Linked DNA regions of Homo sapiens: region 2 is linked to region 1. Evidence: chromatin contacts called from ENCODE Hi-C or POLR2A ChIA-PET data. All regions are on one chromosome and are shown on one strand. The core of a region is the stretch at or near the end of the contact, and the rest is flanking DNA. Distances in the headings are between cores, read along the strand shown. Region 1 has its middle 38 kb from the start of BIN1. Region 2 holds the start of CYP27C1 (cytochrome P450 family 27 subfamily C member 1).

The links. Hi-C counts contacts between places; a loop is a spot of excess contacts on that map. ChIA-PET counts read pairs that join two places held with the same protein, here RNA polymerase II (POLR2A). Pooled maps may share reads with other maps.
Region 2: a loop to region 1 is called in a pooled map, with 2.3 times the contacts of the local background. The contact joins the promoter of CYP27C1 here to the enhancer-like site in region 1. A Hi-C loop is called at or near these places in 2 of 168 maps with a recorded cell type or tissue (breast epithelium and mammary epithelial cell) and 1 of 50 pooled maps. POLR2A ChIA-PET finds 5 or more read pairs at or near these places in 1 of 52 experiments (activated T-cell).

What each region holds. Positions count from the first base shown.
Region 1 is chr2:127,142,066-127,148,421 of GRCh38, forward strand. No RefSeq gene overlaps it. Among named protein-coding and RNA genes, the nearest start is that of BIN1, 38 kb to the left of the region's middle. Within about 2 kb of position 2,491, at least 8 of the 41 ENCODE cell types and tissues checked have a DNase peak (open chromatin) inside an H3K27ac peak, as active enhancers do.
Region 2 is chr2:127,216,469-127,222,824 of GRCh38, forward strand. CYP27C1 (cytochrome P450 family 27 subfamily C member 1) reads right to left here and starts at 3,831. Exons shown (of 9, transcript NM_001367502.1): 1 at 3,521-3,831. The coding sequence starts at 3,802.

The DNA of each region.
Region 1 (6,356 bases), core at 1,241-3,740:
CACTTTAAACATTCATCTCCTGTCTTTTCTAAATAAGTAACACATGAACGTTATTGAAAAATTAGAAAATACAGGTGAACAATAAAGGAAGGGGTAAAAAATCACCCATAGCCCCATCTTGCAGAGGTCCAGGATGAACATTTTAGCATTTATCCTTCTAGACATTTTTCTATGCATACGTGTATTTTTTTCTCCTAACAATATTTTTAAGGTCTTACAACATTTGTTTTATCTTACAAAAATACAATAATATTATACACATACGATTTCTCCTTAAGATATACTGGGCAACTTTTACATATTTTAATGAAACATTTCATTTCATTCTCATTTATATAAAATCTATCCCCGTAACACATTTTTCTTGATTAAATGATTCACACAGAAAGTTTATGAATTTCAACTACATTAATAAAGATGAATGACACCATTTTCATAAAGAAAAAATAAATGGCATATGAAATAAGGTAATATACTGAGTATTACAAGTAGACCCACAGCTAGATGTTTTCTATAGCAAAAACTACATGGTTTAGGAAATTGGTCGCCAGAGTTTAGAATATATCCCCACTTTGACTTGAGTCCCTGTACCTATATTATTAATAAGCACTTATCTATCTTTTTTTAAAGCATATTGTGAAAAATGTTCCCAGGTCAACAAATACTGCTGTATCATTCTTAGTCGCTATACAATACCCTACTGTGTGGTTGTATTACACATCAATACCCTATTGTTGGAAATCAAGGCTGATTTCCAATTTTTCACATTTACAAATCAACCCTTCAGTTACTATTCTCATATCTCATAATACTAATCTTCAGCTAGCTTTGTCACCTGCATGATCTTTACCTCTTTATGTCTCAGAGTCCCCATCTGCAGAACAGGATTAAGTGGCCCAGACTGCACACCATGTTTGTCATTATTAAAGGAGAAAGGCCTGGTGAGGCTGCTGGTTCCAGCTGCTGTGTGATGGTGATAATGATGAGTTACCACTTGATGTCCTAGGAGTCCTAACCTGTATAAAAGAGAAAAAAATGAGGGCCCCTGGTCCACCTCAAACATTCCCCAAAGGATTAGCTTGAGTCTAGCACTAAGGGGATGTCACACACACAGCCATCTCCGTTGTAAGTGGACTTGAGGGTCACCAGCTTTCCACAGCCACCATCCTTCTGCTCCTCCAAAGGTCCTCTCACCTCTGCAGAGCACATGTAGACTGGTGAATTTCCAGGAGTGAGCAGTCAAGGGTAGTGGAGACAGAGGGTCAGTTGGATCCCTCAGCTCTGGAATGAACAGGAGTGACCAGAGCCAGGATCTTACAAGAGCTAGTTCTCCTGCTTCTAAGCCTTGCTATCCAGGAATTCTACATGTCAGACACAGCACAGCCTGCTGGCTGCTCTCAAAGAACCCAAATCAAGATCAATTCACAGGCTGGAAACGGTGGCCCATGCCTGTAATCCCAGCACCGGGAGGCTGAGGTGGGAGGATTGCTTGAGCCCAGGAGTTTGAGATCAGCCTGGGGAACATAGTGAGACCCTGTCTCTACAAAAATAAAATTAGCTAGGTGTAGTGGCACCGCCTGTAGCCCTACGCAGGAGGCTGGGGTGGGATTACTTGAGCCCAGGAGGTTGAGGCTACAGTGAGCCATGATCATTCCAGCCTGGGTCACAGAGTAAGACTCCATCTCAAAAAGAAAAAAAAATTCACAGAGGAGGTGAACATCAGAGCACATCCCTAATTTAAAGAAAAAGGCCCTTTTCCCACTTTTATTGCTTTCACTTCCTGTTCCTCTTTAGTGTGGAAACCAGGAGGGTCAGGAGAGAAAGTTCAGAGAGAGACAGGGACCCGCAGGGAAAGCACAGACAGGCCCATCACAGCCTTCTCACATCTCACAGTGGGCGGAGGAGAGACGAGGCCGACCCACAAGTGTTGCCTCTAATTCTTACTGAGAGCTCAATGTTGTCATTTCCATTTTAGAGAGCAGAAAGTTGTTCTAAGAGATCAACCACTAATATTAAAGCTAGTATTTAAGGAACGCTGTGTACCAGGAAGCTGTTAGACACACACAGGTCATTCTCGCTATGAGAACAGAGACTAGTGTTATTCCTGTTTTGCAGATGATTTAACTGAGACACAGGGAGACTCTGGAGTCAGGTCTGTGGCCTCTTAACCACTGAATCATACTCTCTTCCAAACCAGGCTTTGAAAGCAAAGGGCTACTGATTTCCTGGGCCTGCCCACCCGGTGCTCTCTCCTGGGCCGTCTGCCCCAGGGCCTTCCTGGCTCCTGATGCAGAGGAAACTTTCAAGGCTGGGGCTTCAGGGACCAACGCCTTCTTCTTCAAGGACTTTGAAGAAAAACTGGAAAGTGTGACAACCCTAAAAATTCATTCATTCATCCATTTGTTTATTTATTCACTTATTCAGCACAGATGCATTGAGCATTTACTCTGGCTGAGCCAAGCCCTGGAGCAGTGCTGGCAGCATGCAGATGAGGCAGGCACTGCCCTCTGATGAACAGTCCTTCAAGCCGCAAATCTCTGTCCCTCGGAATACTGAAGACATTGTTCCATTGCCTCCTATTGGCCATTGTTGCCATCTGATGTTACTTAAGTATGAAATAAAAAAAAAATTCTTTCAAATTCTGTGTATTACTTTTTTAAAACAACTACTAAATTGTTGTTTGGACCTAACTACTTAAATGGAACTATTAGGTGCTTCTTTTGGCCTAGGAAAAGCCATGAAAACATTTCTGAAACACTAAAGGCACCAAGAACCAAGAAAGCTTGGGAAACTCTGCTCTAAGATAAATTCCTACCATTGTATTTGCTGCAGCCGCGGCAGGTTTGTCTTTTTGTATATATACATGAATCCAACTGTCTTCTAGAAGAATTAAATTTAAATTTATAATCTAACAATCAGACAGAGAGAAAGGTTAAAAGTGACATTGATGTAGAGCCTCCAAATAGCTGATTTCTTTCCTCCAACAGACTTTCTTGTCACAAAGAAGCCAAAGACTTTCTTGGAATTATCATTTATTTCCATATATGCAAATTATGCATTTTTATTTTTCAAGTCTATGGACTTTTAGGGGGTTTTTTGAAAAGCACTGGGAGGGTTTTTTATAAGTATGCATCAACATGCCAACAATTGTTTCTCTCTGGATAAGGGATTTCCAGCAATTATTCCTTTTTTCTGTAGAACTTCCTGTATTACCTGAATTTACAATGTTCATAGTCAACCTTTTTATTCAGAAGAAATAAAAACCCATCTTGAGAGGAAGAAAAACTGAATATATTGGATTAAATTTGTACCCAACTTCCATTAATGAGAGCTTAGGACACTGTACTAAAATATCCACCTCCTGTCATCCTCCTTTTGAGAAATGAAACCCCTGGTCATAAAAATAGCCTTTGCTTGCAGTTAGAAGGGAGAGGATTAGAAGGAAAAAAAAAAGGAAAAGCAGAAGGAAAACTGCCTGTTAGCAAATCTAAATTCAGATGAATGTCTGAGGGGCTGAGAGATGGTGCTGGGCCAGAACCAGCTCCCTCAAGTTCCCAAGACCTCTGTGGGGCCAAGAGGGGCTGGGGACTTCATGCAAGGTGCTGATTTCAGAGGCAGCTGTGATTAATTTTAGAAGGCCCTGACATTCTAACTGAGTCATCCTGAGGTGGCCCGATTGGAACTAATTGGGTGAGCCCATTTCAAGCTGGCTGTCTTCTCAAGTGTCCCAACCCTCTGGGGTTCTTCCAGCTCCTGGAATTGGAAGGTCTTGATCCTGTCAGCAAGTGCCATCTCACCAACAAGGAGGGCCAGGGTCTGCCCACCCAGAGTGACAGGACCACCTCAAAACATGCAAAGAGGGTCCTGGCAGCTCTGTGTCCATGGGCAACTCAAAGACAGCCAGGATGATCACTCCTGGGAAGCTGACTCCAGTCTTTCCCATTACACCAGCAACTATAAAGCACTTACTGTATACAAACACCATGCAGCAACCATTCCCAAAACTAATTATTCATATTCCCTACAGAGCTTATTAAAAATATAAATGCCTGGGACCAGCCCTGGGCAGGGGCCCCTGGGGGTTTGTCAGGTAGGCCAGGTCTGGGAGCCACCATTGTGCCGCACCCAGAGCTGAGTGGCATGCAGACCCTGCCCTCAAGGTGCTGGCAGTCTGCTGAGAGCCGGGGCTGTGGTCACAGGAAAGGGACTGTGCTGGCTGATGGTCCCGGCCACGTGTTCCACTCCTAGGCCCCATGAACACATGGCTGCCAACAGGGTGGTCTCCAGAGGAAACTGGGGTCGTTGTTATGGCAAAGAGGATGCTGCGCAGGCACAAGTAGTGACTGTCGTCCTCAGCCTGATCTCCCAGGAGTTTAACATCCCGAACAGCTCCCACGGCACAGAATCAGGGAAGTACCAGGCACCAATACCGTCGCCGGTGCACCCAGCCCCACTCGCACTCCTCTACCAGGCATCCCTCTTGCGAGGGTTTGCGCCTCCCCTCCACCAGGTAGTCTGACCCGCCTCCTGAGCTCAGCAATTGGTTCAGAGGAGAGCACCTGACTCAGGTAGGGCCAATTAGAGCCCTTCCCAGGGATTTTTCAACTCGGGAGCCAGGAGGAAGCCCATTAGGCGTCCAATACAAGAGGAGGCAAACCAGCTTCTACAGCCATCTCCTTGGCTGTATGGAAAAGCCCAGTGTGCCATGGAAGAGAAGGCAACATCCAGGCCACAGGGGAGATGGTGTGCTGGTAGCAGTGAGTTCCTGGTTCCATCACCCTGGCTACTACCCAGGTTTGGCTTGGGTTTCTGTCACTTGCAACCAAAGATTTGTAACTAATACTTACGTGTACATCAGGTTGTCCAAAAAGAGGATGGGTAGACTGGAGAGGAAATGCTGGGGCCAGAGCCCTTCCTCACAGCCCAACAAACCTGCTTCTCAAAGGGTGCTGACCAGTTCATCAGCCTAATTCAGGTTTAGTCATTCAAAAAATTCAACCAGGGAGGTTTGGTTAAGTCAAGGTATGCTTCCTGGAGGAGGGGAATTTAAGGCTGGATTTTGAAGGGAGAGACCACAAGGCACTCCCAAGCAGTACTGCAGATGGAGGAGCTCTATTCCAGGAAAGGCTGTAAATACTTCCTGACTCGCAGAAAGATCTTCAGAGACACACATACTGTCCTCTCGCTATTCTTAGCAGCATGTCATGCAGGGAGGGCCCAGGATCCCTGTGGCTGCACGTCCTGGGGGAAAGATGAGCTGGCCCCTCAGCCTGCTTAGTTCCTGAGCTTAGCAAGTGAGCCCGGCTCACACTGCAGCCGGGGATTAAAGCCGAGGGGCTCCAGGAAGCCTCTTCTGAGAGTGCCGGAGTTGGAAGTGCGTCCAGCCAACAGGCCTCTTTAATTCCAAGGGTCTGGGCTGAGGCATCCTGACAGCTCGGGGGACCCCGGCCCCCAAGGGCTGCATAGCAGTAGAAAGTTTACCCTCATCTTGATAACTTTGCCTAGACTTCTGGACTCACCTCTGTCCCAGCATGGGACATGCAGATTGACAGGGCCATCCACAGGGTCAGAGTTTCCTGGAGTTTCAAGTTTTCTCCTAAAGATATTCACATGTATTGTTTAACAGCTTAAGACATCATTCTCATACCATACAATTCATCCATTTAAAGTGTACAATTCAATGGCTTTTAGTGTATTCACACAATTGTGCAACCACCACCACAATCAATTTTATAACATTTTCATTACTCCAAAAAGAAACCACCTCCAATTGCTCCATCCCCAATACCCCTCCCAATCGCTCCATCCCCTGTAGCTCCAGATCTGTTTTGTATCTCTATAGATGGCACTATTCTGGATATTTCATATAAATTGAACCACATAGGATAGGTAGATTTTTTTTTTCTTTCTTTTTTTTTTTTAGATGGAATTTTGCTCTTGTTGCCCAGGCTGGAGTGCAATGGCGTGATCTCAGCTCACTGCAACCTCCGCCTCCCGGATTTAAGCAATTTTCCTGCCTCAGCCTCCCGAGTAGCTGGGATTACAGGCATGCACCACCACGCCCGGCTAATTTTGTATTTTTAGTAGAGACAGGGTTTCTCCATGTTGTTCAGGCTGGTCTCAAACTCCCAACCTCTGGTGATCCGCCTGCCTCAGCTTCTCAAAGTGCTGGGATTACAGGCGTGAGCCACCACACCCGTCCTGATAGCTAGACTTTAAAAAGCAGATAATAACAAGTGTTGATGAGGATTTGGAGAAATTGAAGCCCTCTTACACTGTCGGTGGAAACATAAAATGGTGCAGCCGCTTTAGAAGAGTCTGGCAGTTTCTCGAGAAATTAGTTATTTTACCCAGCA
Region 2 (6,356 bases), core at 2,581-5,080, 76 kb after region 1:
GATTCCACTTATGACATGTCCAGAATAGGCCAATCTATAGATACAGAAAGTAGCTTGGTGGTTGCTTAAAGCAGGGGGAATAGGAGAGTTGGGGGTGATAGCTGATGGATATGGGATTTCTTTTTGAGGTCATGAAAATGTTCTACAAGTTGACTGCGGTGATGGTTGTATACTTCAAATGGATGAATTATATGATATGTTAATTATATCTTAAGAAAGCTGTTACTCCCTGCATAAAAAGAAATCACAATAAATGTAAATAGACTAAATTATTCAGTTAAAACACAAAAGTGATGAGCCTCTAACATGGCTCAGCATGACACAGACAGGGCTGGGCTGGGGAAAGTTACTAAGACTCTCTTTGGTATCTGCCCAGCTTTCTCACCACTCCAGCTCTCAATCTCAGAAACAGTGGGCCAGGAGCACTGTCATTTCTCTACTCTTATACTCACTCCTTCTGGAGACCTGAAAATGAAGACATTCAGACTAAACTGGAATGAGTCCATCTCCAAGGGGTCACTTCTGCCTAACAAATAAGTGGCCCCCAAAGAGTTCAGGTCTCTAAAGGGGCCCACTGAAGGAATGACTGGTAACAAGAACTACTGGGAAATGGGCCACTCCTCAAGCAAATCCAGCTACTGAATTGGGTACAATCAGCACAAGGGAACTGGAGGTAGAAATGATACAGATAGTTTTCATCACTTTCTGGTGGTGGGCCATGGAACTATACAGTCAGGCACAGTACTTAGAGTTTGCTTGGATGTTAAGAGCACAGACTCTGGAGTTTGAATCTGGGCTCACAGTTTACTAGCTGAATAACCTTTGGAAGTTAGGTCCCACTATGCCTCAGTTTCCTCACCCAAAAAATGGAGAAATAAGTTTCACGTAAGACTTGAAACTGTGCCTGGCACATGAAAAGAGTTCTAGAAATACTGATCGTTATTATTTGTTATTATTACAGTTTCATAACACTAAGCTCATTTGACCTTATCATAACCCATGAGAGGAATGGCGATTGCTAATCTCCTTTACGGATGAGAAAACTGAGGTGCAGAGAGAATGAGTGACTAGCCCAAGGCTCCACAGGTGGCTGCAGAGGGCCAGCATTGGAGGACATGACTCCTGTTTCGGCCATCCTGCTGCTCTACCACACCCTAAATAGCATCTAGTGACCCAAATTATGATTTCTACTCTGCCAATCACCAGCTGCCTGACCTTAGGCAAGTCGCTTAGGTAACCACCCAACTCTTTCCATCTGTAAAATGAGAGGTGAGCTATGTAGGTGAACACTAAGAGCCCTTGTTTAGCTAACATTCTGTGATTGCAAGGGGAGCGCAAGTGAACTGGATGTGATGGGCCACAGAACAATGAGCAACCTGGAGAGCGGGAAGAGAGGGTTTTTCTAGAACCATGTGTTCGAAATTGGGAGTCCTCAGAGGGGCTGCAGGAAGGTGAGAGTCCCCACAAGTACCATATTTGAGGGTTGGGGTAGTGCCACCTGGAGAGTAAAGGGAAAGAACTTTTTCCTTTATTTCTTTTACTCTCCAGGTCCTGTGTGCGCTTGGTGAGAAGGCAGCAAGTGAGTCAGTTGTGACTCTCTGCTCCGTGCCCCAGGGCCCTGGGTGTGGTGAAGGAAGCTGTCTGAGCAGTGGGCAGGAGGGGCTGAGCTCAGGGTGAGGGCTGGCGGCAGGGGCGGGTGAATGGAAAATACCCATCTGAACTGCCACACATCCTGACTGGATACAGGCTTTAACACGGTCCGTCTCAAAGAAACCTGTGCCCATGGAACAAACTCTGGGTGAGGTATGAGGATAAAAGCAGATGGCAGTAGGGGCGGATAAAAGAAAAATTAAATTACACTTCAGAAAGCAGGCTGTATTGAACCCATCAACAGCAAATAACAAAACACTTTTTACTGTATTTGAAAGTTGCCATCCTGATATCTTATCAGATCCTACAAAGAAAATCATTTTTGAGCCCTCTAAGCATTGGGGTGGGGGTGGCGGTTTGGAACTGTATAGGGTTGGCGTGGCGGACTTGAGGAGGGACGGTTGGGACTTCCTGGCATTAAAATTAAATTAAATTTTAATTCCCGGCCGAATTAAAATTGCTCCTCGCACGCCCGTTTTTCCATTAATGAGGGTTGGGGCTTCTCCCTCACGTTCATTGACTGAATGGCTGATGGAACGAATGAATGACTGAAGCCCAGGTGGGTAGTTAGAAGAGGCTTCGATGGAGAAGGGTCTCGAAAGACCGGAACTCTGGGCAGAAGGACAGGCCTGGGTGGGAGGAGAAGGGGGCGTTCTCGGAAGACACCAAAAGCCCCCATACCAGAAATAACAGTGCGTGCTGGGCCGGGCACCCGGGGAGGCGGACGATGGGCGAAGGCATCGGAGGGCGCCGCCGCGGCTCGGGTGCAGTGCCCCTGCCACGAAGGGCGCAACGGAGGTGGGCGTGGGAAGGACAGCACTCAGGCTCCAAGTGGGAAGCGTGCGGAATTCGCCGGCCCCAACGCCCTAGCGGGTGGCTGGGACCCCTGGGTTCCTCCCACGTCCCTGCCTCCAGTCCCGGCGCGAACTCCAGGTGTCGCCCCCAACTCCGGCTTAGAGCCTACGGCACCCCGAGCCTCCGAGCCTCCGTCCCCTCTTCCCCCGCCATTACAAAATACAAAAAGGACTAGAAATGAATACACACGGTCTCGGCCACCTAAGGACACCGAGCTCCGCAGAGCCTAGAGGAGCTAGGGAACCTAGCGCTCCCCTCGGGCCGGCCCCAGGCAGCAGCCCCCCTCAGCCCCAACTCCGCGGGTCCCGCCAGCTCTCCACTCCCAGGCCCCGGCGGCGTCCACCAGGCGCCCGCTGCCCCTCCCCAAGTCTCCTCCTCCGGGACCTCAGCCCTGGTGCCCTCCCCGCAGTCCCATTCCTGGTTTCCCTTCGCGGCGCCCCCTCCCCAGGTTCCCCAACCAGGCAATCCCTGCCTGGGTCCCTCCCCGGGACCAGTCCCTGGAGACCCTGCCCGCCGCCTCTCTCGGGCTACCACTCTCCGAAACTCCATCCCTGACTCCCCTCCCCGCTACCTCCTCCCCAGGGGTCCCGGCTGGGGCCCCTCCAGGGGACCCCTCCCTGCCGCCACCTCCCGAGACACCCATTTCCCCCGCCTCTTCCCAGCCGTTCCTTTCTGGCCCCGTTCCTCAGCTCCCTCTGCCTGCTGCCCCTCTCCGGGGTCCGCTTCCCGAAGACCCCTCCCCAACGCCCCCGCCCCGCTCCCGGTTCCTGCCTCCTCCACCCCGGATCGCCTTTCCGGCGTCCTCTCCCCAGCGCCCCTTCCTGCGAACCTTAACCGGACAACCCCAGTCCAGCTCCCCCAACCCACCGCGGCGCCCAGTGCCCGGGGATCCCTGCCCGCCGCCCCTCCCTGGGACTCCCCAACCCCGCGCCCCTCCCTGGCGCCCTCCCGCCCGCGCCGTCAGCCTTCTGGGCAGCAGCCCGGGCTGGCTCCCTCCCGGGGCGGCGCGCGCTACCTGGATCTCGTGGATGCGGCTGAAGCCGTCCCTGCAGAAGAACTCCGCCAGGTTGGCGAGGGTCCTCGGCCCCGGCATGGCGGCGAGGCTCCGGGGACCCTCGGCTCGGCCCCCTCCCGGCGGCGACCCCGGCCGCCCGGCGCCTTTGTCCTCGGCCCGCGCCCCCGCCGGGAGCCGTGCGCCCGCGGGTTGAGGCCGCCGCGGGGCCCCGCCGCCCAGGAGCCCACCCCGCTCGGGCGCCGGCCGCAGCCCGGCTCTCAGGATCCGCGCCAGCAGGGCCATGGCGCTCGTCTGCATCGGCTTGTTTGTCTGAGCAACTTTGTTTCGGGGGCTGCTCTTTGGGTTGCTGTTTCCTGCGTCTTAACTTGTCAGAGCAGTGCTTCTCCGTACTCCTGCCGCCGGGGCGTCAGTTTACACAGACCCTTATTAAAGGCTCCCTCCCCTGGGGCTGGGGAAAAGGCTGTGATTAGACTGCAAGAGAATGAGGCTATTATTATTTCTTCACATCATATTAATTCACACTTAAGCGTTCCTTGAAACCACCAAGTTTTAAGGTCAACCCCACTTCCAACCATGGCCAAAAAAAGAAAAGTCTACGGGGATCTTGTAAATTATTACCGTCCTTCGAAATGACTACTGAAGGTATACTGAAGAAATCTTTGGTCTTTTTTGCATTTTAGAAGCAGTTCTTTATGGTTTCAACTTAAATTATTGTAACTCAACTTTCAAAGGGGGGGAAAAAAGTGAGACGATTTTGCATGTAGTTCCTACTGTTGTAAAATGACCACATTATTATCTTGCCACAAGCTTTCTTAAAGACAATCACAGTCGTTTACGATGGCTTTCCTCGGGCTCATCGCTTTTATTCCGCACACCATTGGAAGCAGTGAGGACTAGGTGAGGGTGAGCGACTTTGAGCATGGGGCGTTTATCTGGTCCCTCACAAGGACGGGTCCTGTTGCACAAGGCTTGGGGAAGAGAAGCCACCTCCATGCCGAGGCGAGGAGAGGAGTCCGCCAACCTAGACTCAGAGCCCAGTGCCTGGCTGCACAAAGAAGTGGCCGCACAGGGAGGGATGGAGCACGGGAAAGGCCAGAGGTGTGCCATGTGGTTTCAAGGAAGGGAACTTTTTCCTAGTCAGTAGTTAAACTGCTCGCTGAGTTACATTATTTGAAGATTTCATACCGTTGGTACTCATGCATCTAAACGTAAAAAATAAGATTTTTTTCCGTTTACAACGTATTGTTACTAAGCATTTTTTTTTTTTTTTTTTTTTTTTTTGAGACAGTCTCGCTCTGTCACCAAAGCTGGAGTGTAATGGCGCGATTTCGGCTCAGCAACCTCCGCCCCCAGGGTCCTAGCGATCCTCTTACCTCAGCCTCCCGAGTAGCTGGGATTACTGACGCTGTAATCTTGAAAAAAAAAAAATGCTGCCGCGCCCGGCCAACATTTATTTTTTAAGAGCAGAGAGGGAGGTTCAGGCCTGTAGTCCCAGAACTTTGAGAGGCCGAGGTGGACGGATTACTTGAGTTCAGGAGTTCGAGACCAGCCTGGCCAACATGGTGAAACCCCATCTCTACTAAAAATATAAAAAATTAGCCAGGCGTGGTGGCACGCGCCTGTAATCCCAGCTACTCGGGAGGCTAAGGCAGGAGAATCGTTTGAACCCAGGAAGTGGAGGTTGCAGTGAGCTGATCTCGCCATTGCACTCCAGCCTGGGTGACAGCAAGACTCCATCTCAACAACAACAACAAAAAAGAGCAGGCCGGGCGCGGTGGCTCACGCCTGTAATCCCAGCACTTTGGGAGGCCGAGGCAGGCGGATCACGAGGTCAGGAGATCGAGACCATCCTGGCTAACACGGTGAAACCCCGTCTCTACTAAAAGTACAAAAAAATTAGCCTGGCGTGGTGGTGGGCGCCTGTAGTCCCAGCTACTCGGGAGGCTGAGGCAGGAGAATGGCGTGAACCCGGGAGGTGGAGCTTGCAGTGAGCCGAGATCTTGCCACTGCACTGCAGCCTGGGCGACAGAGCGAGACTCCGTCAAAAAAAAAAAAAAAAAGAGCAGAGAGGGGTCTGGCAGTGTTGCCCAGGCTGGAGTGCAGTGGCTATACACAGGCACTATCACTGGGCACTACACCTTCCAACTTCTGGGCACTACACCTTCCAACTTCTGGGCTCAAGCCATCTCCAACCTCAGCCTCCCAAGGAGCTGGGAGTACGGGCACATGCCACCATGCCCAGATAAAAATATTTTATTTTATTTTTTAGACACTGGGTCTCACTATGTTGCCCAGGCTGCCCTTGAACTCCTGGGCTCAAGCGATCCTCCCCCTGAGTAACTGGCATTACAGGTGCAGGCCACCGGCTCAGCTAAATATTTTATTTTTAATGAGTAGTTTATACCTTTACAACTCTGTAAAATCTACACTGCATTTGAATAATTGAAGTATCACGTAAGTGACGCAAAGAAGGCTATAGTTACTCAACTTACAGAATTTGATTAATAACACCAGGTGCGGTGGCTCACGCCTGTAATCCCAACAATTTTGGAGGCCACAGCAGGAGGATTGCTTCAGCCCAGGAGTTCAAGACCAGCCTGGGCAACATAGCAAGACCTGGATACTACAAAAAATAAAAATAAAAAAATTAGCTGGGTGTGGTGGTGTGTGCCTATAGTCCCAGCTACTCAGGAGGCTGAGGCAGGAGGATTGCTTGAGCCCAGAAAGTCAAGACTTCAGTGAGCCATTATCATGCCACTGTGCTCCAGCCTGGGCAACAGAGCAAGACCCTGTCTGTAAAAAAAGAAAAGAATTTGATTAATAAGTACTCAGCAAC